Regions from separate parts of the Homo sapiens genome. Here region 1 is linked to region 2. Evidence: chromatin loops called from intact Hi-C (ENCODE). Cell type or tissue: Caco-2. All regions are shown on one strand. Each heading gives the region's core, and the rest is flanking DNA. Links, peaks and the distances in the headings are about the cores only. Region 1 has its middle 180 kb from the start of C10orf126. Region 2 overlaps LOC107984171 (a long non-coding RNA gene).

The links. Hi-C counts contacts between places; a loop is a spot of excess contacts. Peaks named below come from ENCODE experiments on the same cell type or tissue, not always from the same donor. Only the 100,000 strongest peaks of a DNase experiment are listed, where the experiment ranks them.
Region 1: a loop joins it to region 2, with 1.9 times the contacts of the local background. A loop is called at or near these places in 3 of 110 quality-filtered maps.

The regions. Positions count from the first base shown.
Region 1 is chr10:29,020,210-29,031,173 of GRCh38, forward strand. No RefSeq gene overlaps it. Among named protein-coding and RNA genes, the nearest start is that of C10orf126, 180 kb to the left of the region's middle. In Caco-2, for the core only: no CTCF peak of the experiment used is centred there; DNase peaks (open chromatin) are centred at 2,532, 6,112 and 8,001.
Region 2 is chr10:29,103,778-29,114,741 of GRCh38, forward strand. It overlaps LOC107984171 (a long non-coding RNA gene), which reads left to right. Exons shown (of 5, transcript XR_001747285.1): 4 at 161-306; 5 at 494-916. Among named protein-coding and RNA genes, the nearest start is that of LYZL1, 180 kb to the right of the region's middle. In Caco-2, for the core only: no CTCF peak of the experiment used is centred there; DNase peaks (open chromatin) are centred at 1,989, 2,740 and 6,134.

The sequences.
Region 1 (10,964 bases), core at 1,240-9,239, 84 kb before region 2:
AATTAGAAATGCTCATGGCGGCGGGGCACGGTGGCTCACGCCTGTAATCACCAGCACTTTGGGAGGCTGAGGCCGGCGGATCACGAGGTCAGGAGATCAAGACCATCCTGGCTAACACGGTGAAACCCCATCTCTACTAAAAAAAAATTATATATTTATAAATATATGTGTGTGTGTGTGTGTGTGTGTGTATATATATATATATATATATATATATATATATATATATATATGTATATATAATTAGCTGGACGTGGTGGCAGGCGCCTGTAATCCCAGCTACTCAGGAGCCTGAGGCAGGAGAATGGCCTGAACCAGAAGGTAGAGCTTGCAGTGAGTCAAGATCGCACCACTGCACTTGGCAGAGCGACAGAGCGAGACTCCCTCTCAAAAAAAAGAAATGCTTATAGCATGTTTCATTCCCTTTCTTGCATATGTTAACCCCATTTAGATTCTACCCATATCTCTGCACAAATGGCCTCTTCCTAGATGGTCTGGCCAGCTGACCCTGATTACTGCGATCCAGAGAATACAGAATCAGGACCACGAATCTGACTCTATGGTGGACCACATTTGGTACATAGTGATAGTTATGTTTTTTGTGTTCACGTCTTATTTCCTTATCAATATTGTATGCTTCCTAAGAGCAGAGTCAGTCTTTCAGTTCTTGTTAGTTTGATATTTTGCACCAAGCAGTGCTAGTAAATATTTCAAATGGATGATGGTTGAAATAAAAAAGAATGGGCCAGGTGCGGTGGCTCACGCCTGTAATCTCAGCACTTGGGGAGGCCGAGGCGGGAGGATCATGAGGTCAGGAGATCGAGACCATCCTGGCTAACACGGTGAAACCCCATCTCTACTAAAAATACAAAAAAAAAAAAAAATTAGCCAGGCGTGGTGGTGGGCGCCTGTAGCCCCAGCTACTCAGGACACTGAGGCAGGAGAATGGCGTGAACCCAGGAGGCAGAGCTTGCAGTGAGCCAAGATCGCGCCCAGCCTGGGCGACAGAGCAAGACTCAGTCTCAAGAAAAAAAAAAAGAAAAAGTAGTCAAAGCTGAGAACTTAAAGAAAAAGAAAATGTGCTCAGCTTCATTGTATATAGATTGCATGAGAAAGAAATGCACTGTTTGGGGTTCTAGTGCTGCTTGCATTCTGTCTCTGTGTGAATAATGTTTCAGAATGCACCCATGAAGCAGTATAAAAACATCATTACTGCCCTGTTTCATTACAGTGAACATTGCTGTATACTTGCAAGCTGGTAAATATGTCAAGTTTTAGGATCGATTTCAATGTACTGATCATATCCTGAGCAGTCAAAGAGTAATTGGGGAAGGCAAGATGGTTTTATAGCAAATGACTACAGGAACTCTTACCTGCATTTCTTCAGATTATCATTTTACTATGCAATGTTTCATTAGCTAATTGTTATTGAGACAATGGAGGAATCGATTCCAAAACAGTCAATTACTTAGTCCAATTTTGGTAATAAAAACATTCTATGAATTGAAATATAGTTTACTCTGAAAGGAAATCCTACCTCCCTGGAGGCTGTTAAATGGTTTGAGGAAAATGGTTCCACCACTGGTCTTTTTGTTGCAACATCATATGTTGGAAAAAATACACTTAATTATATTGGTTCACTCTAAAAACTTTCTGGTGCAAACTGCCAGGATATTAGCAAAGAAAAACTTGCATGCAGGAGTTAAACAGAGGGGAACCTAGGTTCCAGAGAGGAGATAGGGTACCCCTAAAGAGGGACGCAGCAGACCTGACAGCCTCGATCTTTAGACTGAACTCAGTTGTCATTCTATTACTTCATGCAGCAAAAACTACAAATAACCAAACAGTGACTCAGAAGGGCCCCTCATATAGTTTAGGAAATGTATCTTTTGTTAGGGTGCAAAACTACTGAGGTCTTTGGAAATCCCTAAATTGTAAACTGTTGTTTTTCAATTAGTAATTTGATATTTTTAGTAGTAAAATTGCATATTCTATTGAACAGTTACTAGATGAGCAGAATATGAATGTTCTACTTAAAGAAAAAAAAAAAGCTTTTTGATTGCTTTTGTGAAGGCCTGCAGATGAACCACTGTCATAAAACAATGTGTTCAGGAAGCCTCAATACTCTTGAAAGATGTCGTTTGCCACTGTTGTCTTTTTTTTTTTTTTTTTTTTTTTTGGTCATGCATTTAAGACAAATCCTCTGTCCTAGCACCACCGTCACTCACCAAGCAGCTTAGAAAGAATGTTTTCTTGGGACTTAAAAACGCTGAATGTGGCAGCTCAATTCTTTTTGCTGTCGAAAATAGTTTAAATATTTTATTTCTCTTTTAATTTGCTGTTTTCTCTAACCCCCACCACAGAGATATGTGTGCACGCGTGCCACACACACACGCACATGTCTGAGCCCCATTTTGACACTGGCCCCGAGCTTCAGCCTGTGTTGTGTTTTACGGTCTGACTGGTTGCACAGAAAGGATCTAGGGCCACCTGTGTCCTTTATCTGCGTGTTGCATCTGAAGGTCTCCAGGGCAGTGTTTGCTCATGAGGATTGAGTCTGCAAGTGACCTGTTTGTTTGAGGAAGCAGAAGAGCTTGTCTAAGCACCGAAAACATCCCTCAAGCTGCTGCTCTCTGTCTCCATAATGGGGCCCAGCAGCAGCGCCTACCACCTAGGGGTTCTCTGGTCAGTGGTATTCTCCCGAGACGCGTTCTGTCCGGGAGCAATAATAAATACCAAGCTGTGAAACCGGCCTTTGTGAGATATTTGAATTGCTTATGACTTTAGAGCCTGGCTCTGAAAGAACAGAACAGCTTCATATCAACTGTGTTTTTGTTAACTTGATGAAATTGGAAGCAATGTAATATTCAAAGAGTTTATAGTATTATTTATTTCTCTGCATTATACCTCTTTGAGATCATCTGTAGTCCCTTTTATACTGCTGAGTACATAGTAGATACTAAATTTAATATTGTTGGAGCTTAACTTTTGCAAAGAGTAAAAATGTTTTGTTCTATATTACAAAGAGTATGGCTGCCTACCACTTTTTCAAATTATTTAAAAATAAAGGATACAAAATAGTATATTCTTTTTAATTTTTATTTAATTAATTAATTTTTTTTTTTTTAGAGACGAGGTCTCACTCTGTTGCCCAGGCTGGTCTTGAACTCCTGGTCTCAAATGATCCTCTCACCTTGGCTTCCCAAAGTGCTGAGATTTCAGGCATGAGCTACTGCGTCCAGCTACAAAATACTATTCTCTATTTGTGGTAGATGAATTGAATTAATGACCCCAATCCATCCTGTGTCTATGCCCTTTGCGATGTGCTTTGGAGTTTTTCCCATCAAGAGATGGAACATAGTTCTCTAGTGTTGGGTTCTGAGTTTGGGCCTGTAATTTTGGCTAAAGAGGTATTAGCAGATTCGAGGTAAGTAGATTCTTGAAAAAGTGCCTGCACAGTTCTGTCTCCTTTCTTTTTCACATGAGAACATATCCATGCTTGAAAATGAGACCGGTCACCTGAGTTGTCTCAGCTGAGGCTGTCCTAGGCTAGCTGACAGCCAGCTCCCTACTATCAGACATATGAATTAACCCAGCCAAGATCGGCAGAGATGCCAAACCAATTTTGGGTGACTGTCATTGTTTGAGTAAGCCCAGCCACGCCCTGAAAAAGTGCCCAGCTGACCATAGACTCATGAGCTAAGCAAGTGCTTATTACTTTACACCACTGGGTTTTGGAATGTTTGCTACCCAGCATTTTTGTGGCAGTAGATTACTAATAAAATATTGAACACGACGCAGCTTTTCTTCAATTCAGGAGAATTTCACACAAGAGTAATTGTTATGAAAATTCATATTTTTTTTGTCCAGCTATGAACATAAGGAAAGTGTAGGAGGTAGAGTTGAATCTGCAGAGACCTTCTTAACATCATGACTGTAAATTTATTTCTAGACAAAGTTTTAGTGGATGGGCATGATAAACATAAGGGACGTTTATCATAGAAAATATTAAAAGTGTGGTCATATGAAAAAATGTACAGTTGTTCTATATACTCAAGTTACATTAAATAAACAAACAGAAGCAAAATAGCAAGACTCTTGTGGTTTCCTGTCCTGTCTTTTTGTTTCCCATAAAAATCATGGGGCTTAGATTATTTAATTTTATACTTAAATGAATTCCGGATAAATGTAAAATAATAATTTATATTTATGTATTTAACATAGAGAACATCAGAGCTCTTAGTTTGTAAGCAACAGAAACTGACCCTGGCTTAGAAAAGGCATTTGTTAGAAGAATACTGAGGAGCTCACAGAATCAAAGGAAAGACTGGAGGACCAGCATGGAACTGGACAGAAACAAGAGCAACTCTTAGGAAAAAAAAGGGAAATTAGGTCAGGCACAGTGGTTCACGCCTGTAATCCCAGCACTCTGGGAGGCTGAGGCAGGTGGAAGGCTTTGAGCTCAGGAGTTCGAGACCTATCTGAGCAACATGGCGAAACCCCATCTCTACTAAAAATACAAAATTTAGCCAGCCGTGATGGCATGCACCTGTAGTCCCAGCTACTCTGGAGGCTGAGGCTGGAGAGTCCCCTGAGCCCGGGAAGTGGAGGTTGCAGTGAGACTAGATTGTGCCACTGCACTCCAGCCTGGGTGACAGAGTGAGACCCTGTCTCAAAAAAAAAAAAAAAAAAAAAAAAAAGGTAATCTATGCAAAAAGAAACAACTTTTTAAAAAAATTTACAGTCTAGGCCAGGCACGGTGGCTTGTGTCTGCAATTCTAGCACTTTGGGAGGCCGAGGCGGGCGGATCTCTTGAGGCCAGGAGTTCAAAACCAGCCTTGCCAACATGGTGAAACCTCATCTCTATAATACAAAAATTAGGTTGCATTGAGGCAAGATTGCACCACTCTACTCCAGCCTGGGTGTTAGATCCAGACTTCCCCCACCTCCCCCCAAAAAAAGCTAAACTCCACTACATATGGACTTTTTAGTTTTCAACTGGCAGGCTCTTCTTTTACAAGTTCCCTTATACTGAGAGGAAACAAGTTTGCATTGAAGCCTTGTTTGTTGAAGGAAATGCTGTTTGGGGAGTTGTCTAAAGATAACTGGGTAAGTGAATCTGTGCTAGTAGCCTCTGTGATGAGAGGTGAAGCTCAGCCCCAAATCTAAATTCTCTGGTCTGTGGCAGTAGCACTTTGGCGGCCAAAGCTATTGTTCACCAACGTGGTGCAGTTGCACAAGCGTGGCTTCAGAATGAGTACGTGGTAGGCATCCACCACCTAGGAGCTGCAGTACTTATCTTGCTTTTGTTTTTAGAGACATGGCCTTGTTCTGTCTCCTAGGCTGGAGTGCAGTGGTGTGATCATGGCTCACTGCAGGCTTGACCTCCTGAGCTCAAATGATCCTCCCACCTCAGCCTCCCAAATAGCTAGTACTGCAGGTACACACCCCATGCCTGGCTAATTTTTCTATTTATTTTTTGTGGAGATGGGATCTCACTATGTTTCCCAGGATGGTCTCAAAACTCCTGGCCTCAAGCAGTCCTCTCGCTGTGGCCTCCCAAAGCAGAGGGATTATGGGCATGAGCCACCGCGCCTGGCAAGGACTTATGTTTAAAATGAGGACCATATTTGGAATTAAGGCCTCATAGGGTTGTTGTAGAAAACCCTGTGTGCAGAACCACCCAACTAAAGTTAGCTCAAAGGGAAGCTGGTGGGACGACGGGTCATACGCTCTTCACTACCATGAGGACTGAGACAGGTGGTGAAGAAAAAGACCATGGGCTTTAGAGCAGATAAGGTTGGTTTCCAATCTTGATTTTGTACCAACAAAATGTGTGACCCTGAGCGATGCACTTAGCCTCTTGGAGGTGGATTCCTCACTTGCAAAACCGAGATAACACCAGCCTTGGAGGCTTGTTGGGAAGAGTGCAAGTTGGTAGATTGTTTAGCTATGTCTGGAATTTAGTGGGGATCTAAGAGGGAATCTCTTGCCTTAGAACACTGTAGGTGTTCTACCGTCACGTAGCCCTTACAAATGGAAAAGTAGAATGGGGTAAAGAATTCCAGGCATTTACTTTGTCACCCCCTAGGCCCGGGAAGATGTATCAATTAGCGACAAGACCAGTCTAGAGCCATCTGCTGGAGCAGCTGTAGCGCCCTCGCAGAATCCTGCCCCTGGGATGACTTCCTCCGCCGTAGGTATTCATTCAGATGCTTTATGATGACAAAACTGACGGAGCTGGGTCACTAACCAGACCCCCTCCCATTGTTGACATCATTGACAGGGTGGCTTGCTTTTTCCTCTTCCTCCTCCTTCTCTGCTTTCTCCTACCACAATGACTTTAATTTAAGGTGCCATGGGGGAGAAACATAACCTTATATCTGTGTGTCATGTTTTCAGTTCTATTTTCTATTCTATTTCACAGATACATTTCTGGCTCCAGTAGCAGTTGTAATACACAAAGAGGAAAATGTTTGTGTGGGTCCCTGAACTTTGCACAGACATGCAAGTGAATCCACTCAGGCTAGAAACATTTCTGTGACTTTTTTGCAATAATGTTGTTGGCTAAATCTTTTCAATTTCTGGCTACATTCTTACTCTCTTTACAGTTGAGAAGACTTGCAAGGGTGAGGTGAGCAGGGAGAATGACTGCTTTCATTAAGGAAGGAAGACAGGAGAGAAGGTAGAAAGGGAGGGAGGAAGGAAGGAAGGAACAAAGGAAAGAAGGAAAGAAGGAAGGGAGGGAGGTAGGGAGGGAGGGAAGAGAAAGAGGGAGGGAGGGAGGGAGGAGAAGGAGGATGAAGAAGGGAAGAAGGACAAAAAAGATATTTTAAGGAACACACCAGGTTCAAGTTTCCCAGATCAAAATTCATATTCAGAGGACATAGTGTTTGGTTAACTCCGATCTATACAAATACAAAGGTAATCCTGCATTTGAACAGAAGCCTCACTTTATAGGAAATCACCTCTACCATTTGGCTCCCACCCAGCTTTCTCTGTCTCTCAAATACATGTTTTCTCTCTTTTGGACTAGAATGGAGATGCTATATCCTCTAGAGTGAGATTTCTTAGAAAGAAGAGTTTTAAAACTTGGCAGACGTTCATGTAAAAGCAAAGAGCTCTATTTGGGGCAAAGCTATTGAGTGAAAAGATAATGGAACTTGGGAAATCTGGTTGCGCTTAGTATCTGCGATTCATTCACAGCCAGAAGAGCAGAGGGTTTTTTTCTTTAAATAAAAACAAAACAGTAATTTGCTAAAATGATAGTGTTTCTCCCTGTGTGCTTCAGTCGGCAAAGCATCCCACATGGCTCTCTGGGGTCTGTTGGGACATTTTTGCTTCCAGTTACCCTCTGAGTGTCTCACTGCTAAGATTTCTCTTCCCCTACTTTGTCAGAAAGCAGAATAGTTCCTGGGAAAAAGATCTAGCAGCTTAGTTTATTCCTTTTATTGGGTGACTCCGGCAACAAACTGATAATTTAACTCATTTAGAAAATATGTTATGATGAACATTCCCCACCACCCAGCCCCAATCTTTGTTTGGTCTTAATAATAGCTAAGATTTATTAAACACACTGAGTGTCCATTTTGTTCCAGGCACTGGTCTAAGTGCTTTCCATGTGTTAAGTCATGTTAGTACTTGGGCGAGCCACAGGGTTATTGGTCTGTTTTATTTTGTTTGAGACAGAGTCTGGCTCTGTCACCCAGGCTGGAGTGCAGTGGCTCAATCTCGGCTCACTGCAACCTCCACCTCCTGGGTTCAAGTGATTCTCCTGCCTCAGCCTCCCGAGTAGCTGGGATTACAGGCTCATGCCACCACGCCAGGCTAATTTGTGTTTTTTTTTTTTAGTAGAGATGGGGTTTCACCATGTTGGCCAGCCTGGTCTTGAACTCCTGACCTCAGGAGATCTGCCTGGCTCAGCCTCCCAAAGTGTTGGGATTACAGGCGTGAGTCACCGCACCCGGCCTGGTCTGTTTTTCTTTGCAGATACATCCCAAGAGCCTAGAACAATGCTGGGCAGATAGTTGATGCTCCACGCATATTTGTTAATGGATAAAAATTCCTCATGACAGCCCGGTGAGGAAGGTAGCTTATAGATAAGGAAACTGGGAGCTCAAGAAGTAAAGTGACTGTCCCCAAGGTCACATGGCCAGGAAGTAGGGAAGCTGGTACAGGGCAGACCTAGCTGTCGGCTACAGAGCCTGTGATCTCCGCCACACTGAGCCATGGTCTTGCTTCCCCTGCATTGCTCCAGTAACCCAGTGCTCCAGAAAGACTGGTCCCTACGGTCCTGGGATATTCCTGCACTGAGCTTCACTTGTATCCCCCACAATCCATCACTACCACACCACCATTGCTTTCTCTGCTCTCTCCTGCTGGCAAGAGAGAGAAGAATCCCATTCTGTTTTCATGCTCAACGGAAGCTGTATTAGTCTGTTTTCACACTGCTACAAAGAACTGCCTGAGGCTGAGTAATTTATGAAGAAAAGAGGTTTAATTGACTCACAGTTCCACAGGCTGTTCAGGAAGCATGACCGGCAGGCCTCAGGAAACTTAAAATCATGTTGGAAAGCAAAGAGGAAGCAAGTACATCTTTTCATGGCAGAGCAGTAGAGACAGAGTGAAGGGGGAAGTGCCACACACCTTTAAACCATCAGAATTTCTGAGAACTCACTATTACTTGAGCAGCAAGGGGGAAATCCACCCCCATGAACCAATCACCTCCCGCCTAGGCCCTTCCTCCAATTTGATATGTGGGGATTACACTTTGATCTGAGATTCGGGTGGGGATGCAGAGCCAAACCATATCAGAACCCCACTTTTCCCCAAGCCCAGGCTGCCTTAGGGGTCAGGGATCTCTCCTTGCTTACTACGTGTGCTGGTACCACTCCTTCAACACTTACACATCAAGTCTTGGTTATCTTTTAGATTGATGAAGACTTTGTCTCTCTAGTTAGATCATAAGCTCCTAAGGGACAATGACAATCTTGGATGCCTAATATCGGTTCTTAATCAAACATAATTGTCCAGTAGGGAAAGAGAGGTGTGGCCAGTCACCATCCTCTCCCTCAATTTCTCATCCCCACTATGTGCCATTTTCTTTTTCATGCTAATGAAAGATCACATCTAAGGAGGCTGGGGATTAAAGAAAAGCCAAATAAAATTCCCATAAGATTTAGTATAAGAGAGGTCATTTAGCACAGTGGTCAAGAGTGTGCACGCTGCTGTTAATTCATTCAAGTTGGAATCCCAGAGACACTGTATTCATTATCTATTGCTGTGTAATAAATTGCCCAGAACTTAGTGCCATAAGGTAACATTAAACATTATCAAATGCTGTTTTTCCTGGTCTCTCCTGAAGCTGCAGTCAAGATGTTGTTCAGGGCTGTGGTCCTCTCAAAGCCCAACTGGTGCTGGAGGATCAGCTTCCAAGGTGGTGCACTCACATGGTGGGCAGGTGGGGCTGGCTGTTAATAAGACACCTCCATTTCCATGCCATGTGGAGCTTTCCACATCACTTCTGCCACATTCTATTGGTCACATGAACCAAACCTGATGCAGGGTGTGATGGGACAATACAAGGACGTAGACACGAGGATGTAAAGATGATCGAAGACCCTTTTGGAGGCTGGCTACCACATCTATCATTTATAGCTGTGTTAGCTTGGATCATTTCCTCAATGACTTGAAGTCCAGTTTCCTCATCTCTAAGATATGGATAATCATTGCAATAGATTATTGCAAGAGTTAAATGAATTAATACAGGTGAGATGCTTAGATTACTATGCAAAGGTTAACTGTTTATTAGAAAGTGCAAACTGATGTCAGAGTAGGAGAGAAGAAGGAGTGGGTGATGGTATGCATCAGAAATTTTACTGTTCTGATCAGGAGAGTTGTGTGAGTCTGACTCAAATCTGGATTTCTTTGCCTGCTGGTTGCTGGGCAAGTGTTGAGGCGGCTCAATTTCCACATCACCTTTGAGGTTGTCATCACTCCATTTCATGCATATTGCACATCTTGTGATCCGAATACAGTCTCTGTGCCACTTAGACACAGGACAATGATTGTGGTAATCATTGCAGAATTCATGTTTTAGGGGGAAATGCACAGAACGTAAATTACTCCTTGCTGATTTGTTGCTCACCCAGAAAACCAGTGGTTAACCCCATTCAGATCTGATTCCTCCTTTGCAGAAACCTAAACATAAAGAAACAGACACACACACACACACACACACACACACACACACACACACACTCTTTCTCTCTCTTCAAGGGAGCCTCGCTTTTGCAATAGATATGTTGCTGAAATGCTGTGTGTTCCCCCAATTTTTGCAAGCCAAGTGATATATTTTGCTTAGACTTTACATTCTCATCTTAGAGATGATTTACCCTGATTTATTTTCAAATTGCAATGGATCTTAACATTTTTGGCTAAAAGTTACTTTCTTTGTTTCTTTTTTCTCCTCTACTTCCCCTACCCCATTTTTGTTGTTGTTGTTAAGAATTTAAAGGTCTAAAAACACTTAAAGCCATTAGGAAGTTACCATAAGGAGAAGAATCCTTTTCCATATTATTAATTCATGGCTCTGCTGGGGCTCTGTGGTCCAGCATGTGTTTAGAGGACAATGTTCTGGAGTCAGGCGTCTGAAGCAAGGACCTCTGACTTAGGCACCCAGTGAAGTTTATGATGCAGAATAGAAATGTGACTTTTCATCTGCTTTGATTACTTTATCTGAAAAGTTTCTAGGCCTGGACTTATGCAAGAATTTTTTTAAAAAAGGAAATTCTCAGACACACACACACACCCAGGCTATATTATAGGAACAAACATTGGAAGAGTGTCAAAGGGAAAGAGACAGGGAGGAAGTAGCAATGTTAAATTGAAACTTGAGTCCTAATTCACCATTTCATGCCTTGGCAATGCAGTTGATACAATAGTAATACATCAGGGGCCCTTCC
Region 2 (10,964 bases), core at 1,792-9,791:
GAGGAACACTGTGCCCTATATGGTAGAAGGCTGAAAGGACAAAAAAGGGCTGAATGTTGTGGGAAACCCCTTTTATAAGGACATACAATAAATCCAGAGAGCTTGGAAGCTGACTGGTTTCTTTTTATGTGTGCCAAGATTATTGGTATTATCTTTACAGGAAAAGGTGGCTGTGGCCATTACCAAGTTATTAAAACCACAGAGATCTTGACTTGTATGGACTGAGATGAGGCTTCCATCAGCATCTCGCATAAATAACATAACACTGATGCAGCAGATGAACATGGAATCAGTGACATCCACAAGGTAAGACCTTTTCTTCTTTGCCTTGGGCTCATCTAGACCCCTGTGGCAGGAGATTCTGAAGCGTGGAACATTACTGATTCTGAAATGATACAATTTATGCCCTGACTAAGCAAGGTCCACCTTTGGTTATAAACATTGGATCCATCATAAAGTTATTAAGCCAAGATCATGTTTTTGGACCCTGAAGAAGACAATAGGCTTGGAGGAGAAACAGACCTTGACTTCAAGACACAACGCAGAGGGAAATATCGCTGATACAAAGCTTGAAGATGATCATCTATGTACCCATCGGGACATTTTTAAAGGGACAAGTGGAATGAGCGAAGACTTTGAAGACAGTCTTGTCTGCCAGGCACTCAGATCATCAGGAAGCAGAAAAGGAGATGCAAGATCAGGTTGAGAGGTATTTTGTGCAGGAATACACATTCAGTGTTATAATGTAATTGAAAAAGAGTCTATTTCAGAGGCATCAGCTTCACAGCCACCATGGTTTAACCTCACCTGTGGTGTGAGATGGACAGTGGGTATGGGTGGCCCCTCCTATGGGTGGGAAGCACAGTGATGTGTTGGGCACCTGAGCAGGGCTGCCAAGATTTTCTAAAGCATTCTGTGGACCATTCTGTGAGCCCCTACAAGGGGTTCTGAGCTCCTTGCCCTGGGATTTGATCCAATGGACCTATCTAACTGGTATCTCCAATGTCAGAGGTGAGTGAGAGCTTCTGTTTGTTTGAACTCTGCCTGACCTCAGTCTCAGTGCTTATTTTGAACCAGGAACTAAATGTAGAGGAAAAGTATGGAGGACAAAGTGCACAATTATTTTCTCTTGGACAGATCTTCGACGTCCTGCTTTTCCCTGGGGAGCACTTTCCCTGGATGCAGGTAGACACAACTTCTTTCTCCTAATATGCCCACCCTGCATTCTCCCTTCGCCCTGGTCTTTTCTCATGATTTTGGGAAAGTTCCAGACAGTCTCTCTGACTGGCAGCAGGAAAAACACAGTGCAATATAATATATTGTGTATATTTAGCATGACGTGTAAATATTTTATAGAAGCTAAAGTAAATAATATATATATTTGTAATGTCAGTGTAAATATTTGATAGGCTGCAGTAGGAATCCAGTATGTTTGGAGCTGGGCACAGCACCAGTGGGAGGAAGGGACAAGGTCAAATCAGAGGGCAACCTGTTCATGACGTATCTGAAAACATCTCTTTTTCTCCTTCTGCCTGGCTGCTGCTTTGAACGCTTGACTCTCAACATTCAAATATTCTCACGTGAATTATCCACAGCAATTCAAGACCAAGCCCTATAGCTTTAGAGGCTGCTGGAAAGAGAGCAGCATGTAAGATCCTAAATAACTGGCTGAATTATATTTATTCATTTGTTGACTTGTTTACTGTCTATCTCATCCATACAATAGAAATTCCTGGAAGGCCCATCTTGCCTATTATCATATCTCCAGTGCATAAAACAGTTCCTGACACATAGTAGACACTCTGTAAATAATTCTGGACTGAATAAATGGTGAGATTTGATGCCAAACTGAGGAGAAAAAAACTGCAACCCCAGCCCTCCCTGAAAGGGCCAACATTTTAAATCCATTAGTCATGCAAACCTTGAGGGTGAGTTTATTTAAATTAGTGATAAGAACTAGCTGAAGTTAGCTATGTGACAGGCTGATGTTGTTTCACTGGAAGGGGAAGAAGGTATTTGGGGCCCTAGGGCTCCACGGTGAGGTCCACGCCAGAAGAGTTGTCTAGGAGGCCATGGAGGTAGTGAGGGGCACAAGGCAGATGGGGATAAAGAAGCAGAAAATCTACAGCAGAAGATGAGAGGGAAGTGGAAGACACTAGAATATCTTTACCACCTCCCAAATTTTCCAGGACAACCTCTTTACATGCATGACTATGAGTAAGTGTTTCAACATTAAATGCAACCTACTGTTAGCTTTCCCGGGACTAGTTACCCAGAAGGTTTTACTTCATCTAAAATGCAACCAATAATAGCATTCATAGCAAATGCTTATGTTGTATTTACCCAGACACTATTCACATTGTTCTACACGCATGAATGCATTTCACCCTTAGAACCCCCAAGTAGAGGAAAAAGAAATTCAGGAGATTATGTGACTGAATTATCTAGGGATGATCATGAGCTACGTTCCTTTCACCTGTGAGTATCAAATACTACTGGTGTCAGTAGAGGCAACATGTCCCTCTTTCTAGATGCTCCTCTTCCTGTGTGTGTTGTGTTGGGTTGTGGGGGAAGTCTTAGTGAGAAGTTCCTGGACTTAAGAAAGGTAGAGTAGCTCCCAGGTAAACAGAACCTGCTTGGAAACAGGTCTAATCTCTTACAAAATCACAGAGCCCAAAGAATGTAAAGGCCCTGAGAGGAACTAAGTCTAATAGCTCCACCGAGTGATGCACGGAGAGTTCCCGGAACAGTCCTTCAGCTTGCTGGCTGCACAGGAAACTGTGTGATGTGTGCTGTACCCACATTTCTCATCTGTCCTCAGAACACAGTAAATATCAGCTGGCTTTGCTCATCGGAGAGGTGTGGGGTATGGAAGGGACAAGAGAAGAGAGAAAGGGAGACAATAGAACAATAACTGATCTCTCCTTTCTGGTATTACTGTTATAACAGCACAATGGCAATTGAGCAATCAATTCCAAACTTTTAAAAGTCTTTTTCTTTTCTCAACTTAAAATCAAAGCTTGCGCTGGGCGTGGTGGCTCACACCTATAATCCCAGCACTTTGGGAGGCCAAGGCTGGTGGATCACCAGGTCAAGAGATCAAGACCATCCTGGCCAATATGAAACCCCATCTCTACTAAAAATACAAAAATTAGCTGGGCGTGGTGGCACGTGCCTGTAATCCCAGCTACTCGGGAAGCTGAGGCAGGAGAATCGCTTGAACCCAGGAGGCAGAGGTTGCAGTGAGCCAAGATCGTGCCCTGCACTCCAGTCTGGTGACAGAGCAAGACTCCATCTCAAAAAAATAAAAATAAAATAAAATCAAAGCTTGAAGTTCTTACACCATGGCACCAGCAAAGACATGTGCTGTCTTGTCACTGTGCCCAACAGAACAGATGACTTCTTTCCCATATCCCACCCGATGATGTTCTGAGATGGTTTTGAAATGTTGTCTAGACCACAGTGGGCCTGTCTTACAAACCGCACCTCTGTCAGTGGTGTACCCACACCCGTGTCACTCTATCCGTGGCCCTGAAGTGCTGTGGATGAGGGCCACAAGTGAGCTAGATGTCTCAGAAGACAAAGAGAGAGGCACCTTGTGGGACAGTGTTTAAATATTCTCAGTGCCAGAGAGGAAGCTGGGACCCAGCAGAGGTCTGAGTTGACATGCTGGGCCCTCTCTAAGGCCAGCTGTTGGGGACCAGGTCCTCAAGTCCTGCCATTGAGACAAGGCAAACGGAACACATTTCCTCTTCTTTCCACATTTGTACCAATAGCCTGGACTGAGTGTCGGGGTCATCTTGGTGCACGTTCAAGTCCTTCATTCTTGACAGGTGCTAACTCAGAGAACTCGGTGGGGCCCAGGTCCAACACAGCCAGGTGAGCTGACTCCAGAGCCAGATCAGAGCTGGGCTTGGGAACCAAAATCCAAGCAATTTATTGAGTCCTCAAAGAAACACTGAACTTTATTTCACTGAACTACACTTGTAGACCAATGCATTGTAGTGGGACCTTCAGCACCATGGAATCAGACTCAGAGTGTTTCATTTTGTTTTCTTTTTCTAGTCTTATTTTTTGCTTTGTCTTACTTTGACTAGCTTTGTTTCACCTTGTTAGGCAGAAAATTCAAGGAACAAGATGATTCCCTTTAGTTTGATATGGATAAATAAACATTAAATGAGCAAACTACTGCTTGCTAGACTTATGTTGCCTCTGTGGATTGAGATATGAATCAAACATACATTCAACATTTATGTGGCAAGGACTAGAGAAAAAAAAGTACACAAGGAGCAATAGGACAAGGAGAACAGGTTCCCAACCCAGACAGGAGAAACAGAAAAGCTACCTGGAGAGGTGACATTGACATTGAAGTTGACTGAGTTTCTGCAGTTGTATTTTTTAACCTGCAAGGCCATTGACAATGCAGAAGAACCCAGATTTCAAGAGAAACAGAGCTAGATTCAGACAACACCTCCACCACCACTTACTGTCTGCATCAGTCAGGGTAAGCTACATGCTGTAACAAACAGCCCTCGAGAGCTAACCTAGGGCATGCTTATTTCTTGCTCATAACACAGTCCAGTGCAATGCAGTGGGGTTCTGCTTCATATGGGCAGTCACGCTTCTTCTATGCTTTCTCCCATTCTAGGGCCTCATCTTCTTCAGCATTAAGTTATAGATGGGGGAAGGGGGAGATGGTAGAGAAGACCCATTTGCTTTTAAGCTGCCTCAGGCAAGAAGTGGCCTACATCTCTCCCACTCACTCTCCATTGGTGAGAACCAGCCACATGGCCCTGCCTAGATGCCAGGGGACTAGAAGTGCAGTATAGCTGTGGGCCCAGGAAGGGGATATTAGTGAGTGTTAGCAACCTCTGCCACAGCAGCCATATCAGATCAGTGAGGTTACCAAACCTCTGTGAATTCTGAATGCTGTCGCTGAAGCTGAGACCAGTTTCTATTGACTAGGTAAAGCAAAGACATGTATTTTTGGCCTCTGCACACTTCTTGGTGACTTGGGAGAACTTCAATCATATGCTGTCACCATCATAATCATCATCCGGTCAACAAGCACATTGCCAGGCATGGTGCTGGTGTGGGAATACAGCTGTGGACCAGAGAGGTTGGGTCCCTGGCCTGATAGAGCTGAGAGGTATCACATCCTTAGACCAGAATATGACATATTGCAGGATTCTTGGTATTCTAACTTTGAGAAATCCTTTAGAGTGAATTTTATGTATATTGAGGGTGTAAAGTTCTTATACCTTTCTTTAAGCAGATGAATTCATGGTTGCCTCTAACCTCTGGGTCGCATGTGTTTTCTTGGAGCACTGAAATGTTGCTTTTTTTTTTTTCATGCCTGAGGGTAACAGAAGACCAGGTCATGAGGCATGACCTCGCCCTGCTATTTTGCTTCCAGAGTGTAAGGTCGTCTGCTATAAAATACTCCAGATATGTTTCTTGGTACAACATGTCTTGAAAATTATATGCTTTCAACTTAAAGCATAATTGGGTACCAGAAACAAATGTTCGTGCTGCTTTATAACATGTTTCTCATAGCCTGTGGCCTTTTGTCCCAACTCCTCCCGCTCCATGAGGGCACAACTGTTTCAGAAAAGAGATTAAACCTCAAAAGAATCTGAGAGTAACCTTGGAGTGGCTACAGATTTTTCAGGAAAGCTCTGTCTCCATTGCAGGCTGGATAGTGTTACTCTGCACGACATTTGTCACTGAATCTGGAGTGGCTGTGTTTTTACAGACAATTGGGATTTTTTTTAAAAAAAGGAAAGATAAAATTTATGGATATCCCGTGGTCTTCCCAGTAGCCAGACAGCGATAATCTGACAATGCTAATCTTTAGCGTTAAGGGTTTGGAAACTACAGACTAGCCCTTTGGGAAACTGATAATAAAACATTTAAAAGAAATCAAAGAGCAAATATCAAACAAGCAATGCCTCTTCCATCATCTGTGCTGTTGTCTATGTAATCCTCCAAACTTTAGTTTGAGAGATCACTTGAAATTCTGGGAGTCTTTCAGGAGATTATCGGTATCAGTTAAGGCTTTGAAGTAGGGGCTGCTGGCATCTCATTACTGACAGAGATCAAAAACCAAAGCTGGAGTGCAGTCCCCGGCTGTAGGGCCTCATTCACACATCACAGACGCACTCAATTATCAAAGTCCGGGACCGTCTTTATGTGATACCTGCTTAACCACAAATGGCCCTTCCTGCCTCCTGTGGCCTTTCGCTCCCTTGTTCTTGCCTCTTTCCTGCTTGTGCTAATTCCTTCTGCTTTTCCTAAATCAAGGAAATCTTAGAGATTGTAATGGCAGTCCTCTTCTAAGTGAGTAACGTATTTTTGACACTTGGAAAAAAAAGAAACAAAATTCAGCCTCCATGGGGTTGAATAGTTTAAGTGGCAAATGTGCTTTGATGGAAAAATGTTTGAGCAGCAGGTCACTCTGGTTCACTGGTGCCGTGGTGGGTTTAGCCATAGAGTTAAATTGGTTTACTCATAGTCTGAACTTGGCCTTGAACAAGCCCAAGAGTACCTAAGCTTTACCTCATGGTGCTTGTGAATTTGGACTGTTAATTAGCACAGAATCAATCTCCTACCCCAAATGCTGTGTCCTGGTGGGAATTTTCCTGGGATGGTAGGAAAAGAAGGGCAGGAAATTTGAGCAGCCATCCTTGATTGCTGCCTAGGTTTTCCAGAAAACTTCCTACCCCTGGGGAGACAATTCGGGGTCAGGTTATCATGTAGCAGTGCTGCAGGCTATTGTGAGAAACTTTCCTTTCTGCCTGTGCCTGCTACCTTTGGTGAAAGTTACTGCTCTGTCCCTAGGTCACATTTACTTAATAAAATGCCAACCTGGAACCCACCAGCGGGCAAGGTGACCCCATGGGGCAGTTACACTATTCTAGGGTAGAAGAGTTTCAATAAAATGCTGCAGCTGAAACCACAGTTTCCATCTGCTAGGTAAAGCAAGTACATATATTTTTGGCCTCTGCACACTTCTTGGTGACCTGGGAGAATTTCAATCATATGCTGTCACCATCACAACCATCAGCCGGTCAACAAGTACATTGCCAGGCACAGTGCTGGTGTGGGAATACAGCTGCGGACCAGAGAGTCTCATTGTCCTATCACAGTTTTGTTTCTGCTGCCACCATTTAATTGAAATTCTTCTACCCCAGAATAGCAGTGACTGTCTTACCATTGAATCCAGTGGCAACTTTATTCATATTCACATAACTAATGGCCCTTCCTTCTTGGAAGACTTTCATTCCCTGGCTTTCTCTGGCCAAGCTCTCTTCATTTTTCTTTTACCTCTCTAAGTGTTGCCCTAGGAAGTGTCTACCACGTAGCAGGTGCTTAATAGATGCTTGAACAAAGAAATTGCATTCATTCTCTCTTCATTCCTGTCTCCCTTCCTTTTTGCTTTTCTTTTTTATTATCCTCTGCTGTGCAGAAAGCCAGTCAGATACAAACTCTCTGGTGGGAGGGATTAATGATCCTTGTTCTATTTTGGATGATGTAAACCCAATGGTCTGATTATCTATAGGAAGCTTAGCCAAGAGAAATAGAGCCCTGGCCCAAGTGCTGACCTGCAATCATGGAACCTTCTAGCAAGAAAGGTAGCCATTGAGAGCAAGTGCTTGAGCTGGGTCATAGTCTTTCAGGGAAGTGAAAAGCTAGTTTGGCCACGTGTTATTAATACAAACTCAAAAGTAGGGGGCCGTATCTTTTCCCTTCTTTGAAGTTCCTCAGAGTACTTATTATTTCTGCAAGATGTTTGATGAATGAAAATATTTCCACAAAACCCTTCAACATGTGACTTTATCTGACAATTCTAAAATGCACCTTCAAGTCTATATTTGAAGATTTAGGAATTCACCTACATTTTTTGGAAGAGTCAACATTTTCTTTCTATTAACAAAACTTGGATATCAGAGGCAAAAAGGAGGCAGGCGGGAAGTTCTGTCCATTTCTACCTCTCTTCTGTATCTTTTCTCTGGCATTTTGGTAGTGCTGTCATTGCCCATGGTCATGGGGAAGGAGACAGCACAAATAAGTAAAGTAAAAATGCATTTGGATTATTGGGGGCCAATTTTGTGCCAAGAACTGTACTAGGTACTCTGTATATTTCAGTTCTAATCTTCACTCCTATTTCATGAGATAGCTGTTGTTATTCCTATTTTACAAGTGACAAAACTGAAGACAGACAGGAGCCTTATCCAGGGTCGTGTAGGTGGCTTCCCATGTAGTTGGGGAGCCAAGAGCCAGCTCTGCTGGGCCCACGGTTAGTGTCTGGCTCCACGAGGCCTGCAAGTGCTACCCCCATCAAGGTCAGCAGCGACTAACATGTTCATGGAGCCACTGGGTAACACAGTCAGGCACAATGATATTTCACCAGCAGGACACAGTGGCTCACAGCTGTAATCTCAGTGCTTTAGGAGGCCAAGGAGGGATGACTGCTTGAGGTCAAGAGTTCAAGACCAGCCTGGGCAGCACAGTGAGACCCCCATCTCTACAAAATATAAAAAAATTAACTGGCCTGGTGGTGCACACCTGCAGTCCCAGCTACTTAGGAGGCTGAGGTGGAAGGATGGCTTGAACCCAGGTATTTGAGGCTGTAGTCAGCTATGATAGTGCCATTGTACTCCAGCTTGGGTGACAGAGGGAGATCTCTCTCTCTGTCTCTGCCTTTCTCTCTCTCTCTCTCTATATATATATGTATGTATGTATGTGTGTGTATATATATATAAAAATATATATGTGTATATATAAATATATATACTTGTATATATATAAATATATACGTGTATATACATATAAATATATATGTATATATATTTAACCAGCAAACGCATTTATACTAAACAAGCACAAATCTCACCTCCTTGCGTTTTATATGTTCCACTGGTGACGATGCTGAAGAACAACAGAAAGAGCTAAATGGAAGAGAACAGGTTTCATTGTAGATGTTCATTTGGTCATTCATCAAAACCATTTGCAAAAGCAAGGCATGTTCCTAGGTACTTGGAGATTCAAAAATGAGTACAATCCTGCTCCCTCCCTTAGGAAGCTTACAGTTTAGAAGATGAGATCGCCAAGTGTGCAGAATCACAAAGTTATGAGCGGGAAAGTGATAGATGCTAACGAGAGGTTCAAAGGGCTCTGCTGGTGAGGGGAGCGAGTGATATCGGAAGCCAGGAAACAGCTCTGCCATAAAGGCTGGAGACAGACTATAGAGCACAGAATGTTCCCTGCACTCGGCATAATGCAGATCCAGGCAGGAGCAAAACCACAGGAAGGGGATGGAAATAATAGAACAAGAAAAAAAAAGGACAGGAAGAAAAAAATTTTGACCATGGAGTTAAATAGTTTGCAATATTCCTAAAAAGTTTCCTCTCTCTCTCTCTCTCTCTGTGTGTGTGTGTGTGCGTGTGTATGTGTGTTTGTATGTGTGCCTGAAAAGAGAGGGCTATAAATGAAAGCAGGAAAGAGAGAACACAAAGGTAGAGATCTGAAGTCAACTGGCCTAGCGGAGAGCCCATAGCCCTCCAGTGTTTGACTGCCATCGGGGCAGGGCTATCAGGAATGTGTCACCAGGAGGAAATGGAGCCTGGCTTAAGTAGCTCTAAAGCCAGATTTCAGCTGAGATTGCCGGAGGGTGCCTGGAGAAACAGGAGCAAAAGGAGACGATAAGCAAAATGGCTTTGCATTTTTTCCCTTCCCGTCTCCTATCACTGAGCTGAACAGACAGGCCTTTCTGTGCCAGTGTATACATTTTCCTAAGAGCTAGCGGGGAAGAGTGGGTTTATTAAACTGTGATTGGATCTGAAGTGTATGCAGTTTCTATTGTGAGGTTGTCCGGACAATAAGGGTGAACAAAGAGGACGATAACAGGCATCCGGGACACTTGCTGAAGCATGAAGGGCAGCCCAAAATATCCATATTGATTGCACCCCTGTCGGGTTCGAGCCACTTTCTTATTTCAGTGAGTCACTTCTGCTTATTGAACCATAAACCCCAGACAAAGTGCATGCCCCCACGTCACCAGGGCAGCCTTGTTTCTGCTGCCTAGAGGGATGTCTTAGGGCTGGGACCCCAGATACCCAGGGCGCCAACAGCAGTAGGAGCAAACACGTTTGTTACAGGTTTTGAGGGTTTGATGTGAAGTTTCAAGGATAAGTGAGAAAACACGTGATGAAGAGAAGAGTGTTATTCCCTCAAGAGCTACATTGAATCTGGAGAAATTTGATTCCTCTAGATCTTCCTAAATTCTTAAGGAATTTGATTCCTTATTAAGGAAAAACTCATTTTAGTCCCTGCTAGGTAGAATTTTGAAGAAAAAGGTATAGCAACAACTGATGTATTTGTCGGCTCAAAGTTGGTCACAGCAGATAATGGGCCACTTCCGAAATTGTCCTTTTGCTATCTGGCTCTTTTCCCAAAGAGAGCACCATTTTCATCGCTGTCATCTGTTTGTGTGTCAGATATTTATTGCTCTGAGAGATGCACGCTGCCAAACTTGGTTGTCTGTGCCCAACGCACCTCTCTGGGGAAGAATGACGTTCATTGAACTGTGAGCTGCCTTATAAACAAGGCTGATCTCTGAATGCAGAATTAGATCCTCAAAGCCTTTGTGTGAATTGTGGTCAGACTAATGTGAAGGCATTTGGACCCAAGTCCAGTGCCATGCTGAGTGTCTGGCATGATCACAGACCTTCCCACATCTCCGAAACACCTTCAGACTCAATCCTGGTTGCACCTCCCAGACTGAGAGGTGGGCCATCCCTCTCTTTCACTGCACCCAGATCCTCTGTAAAGGCTGAATCAGTGCTTTCACCAAGGGTAAAAGGTCAAGGACTGTGTGTGTGAGGGAGGAAAAAATAGATTGTTGGAGGAAAGAAAAAGAGAAGGTGAATACATTTCACCTCAAGCAAAGGGCCATGGTGAGA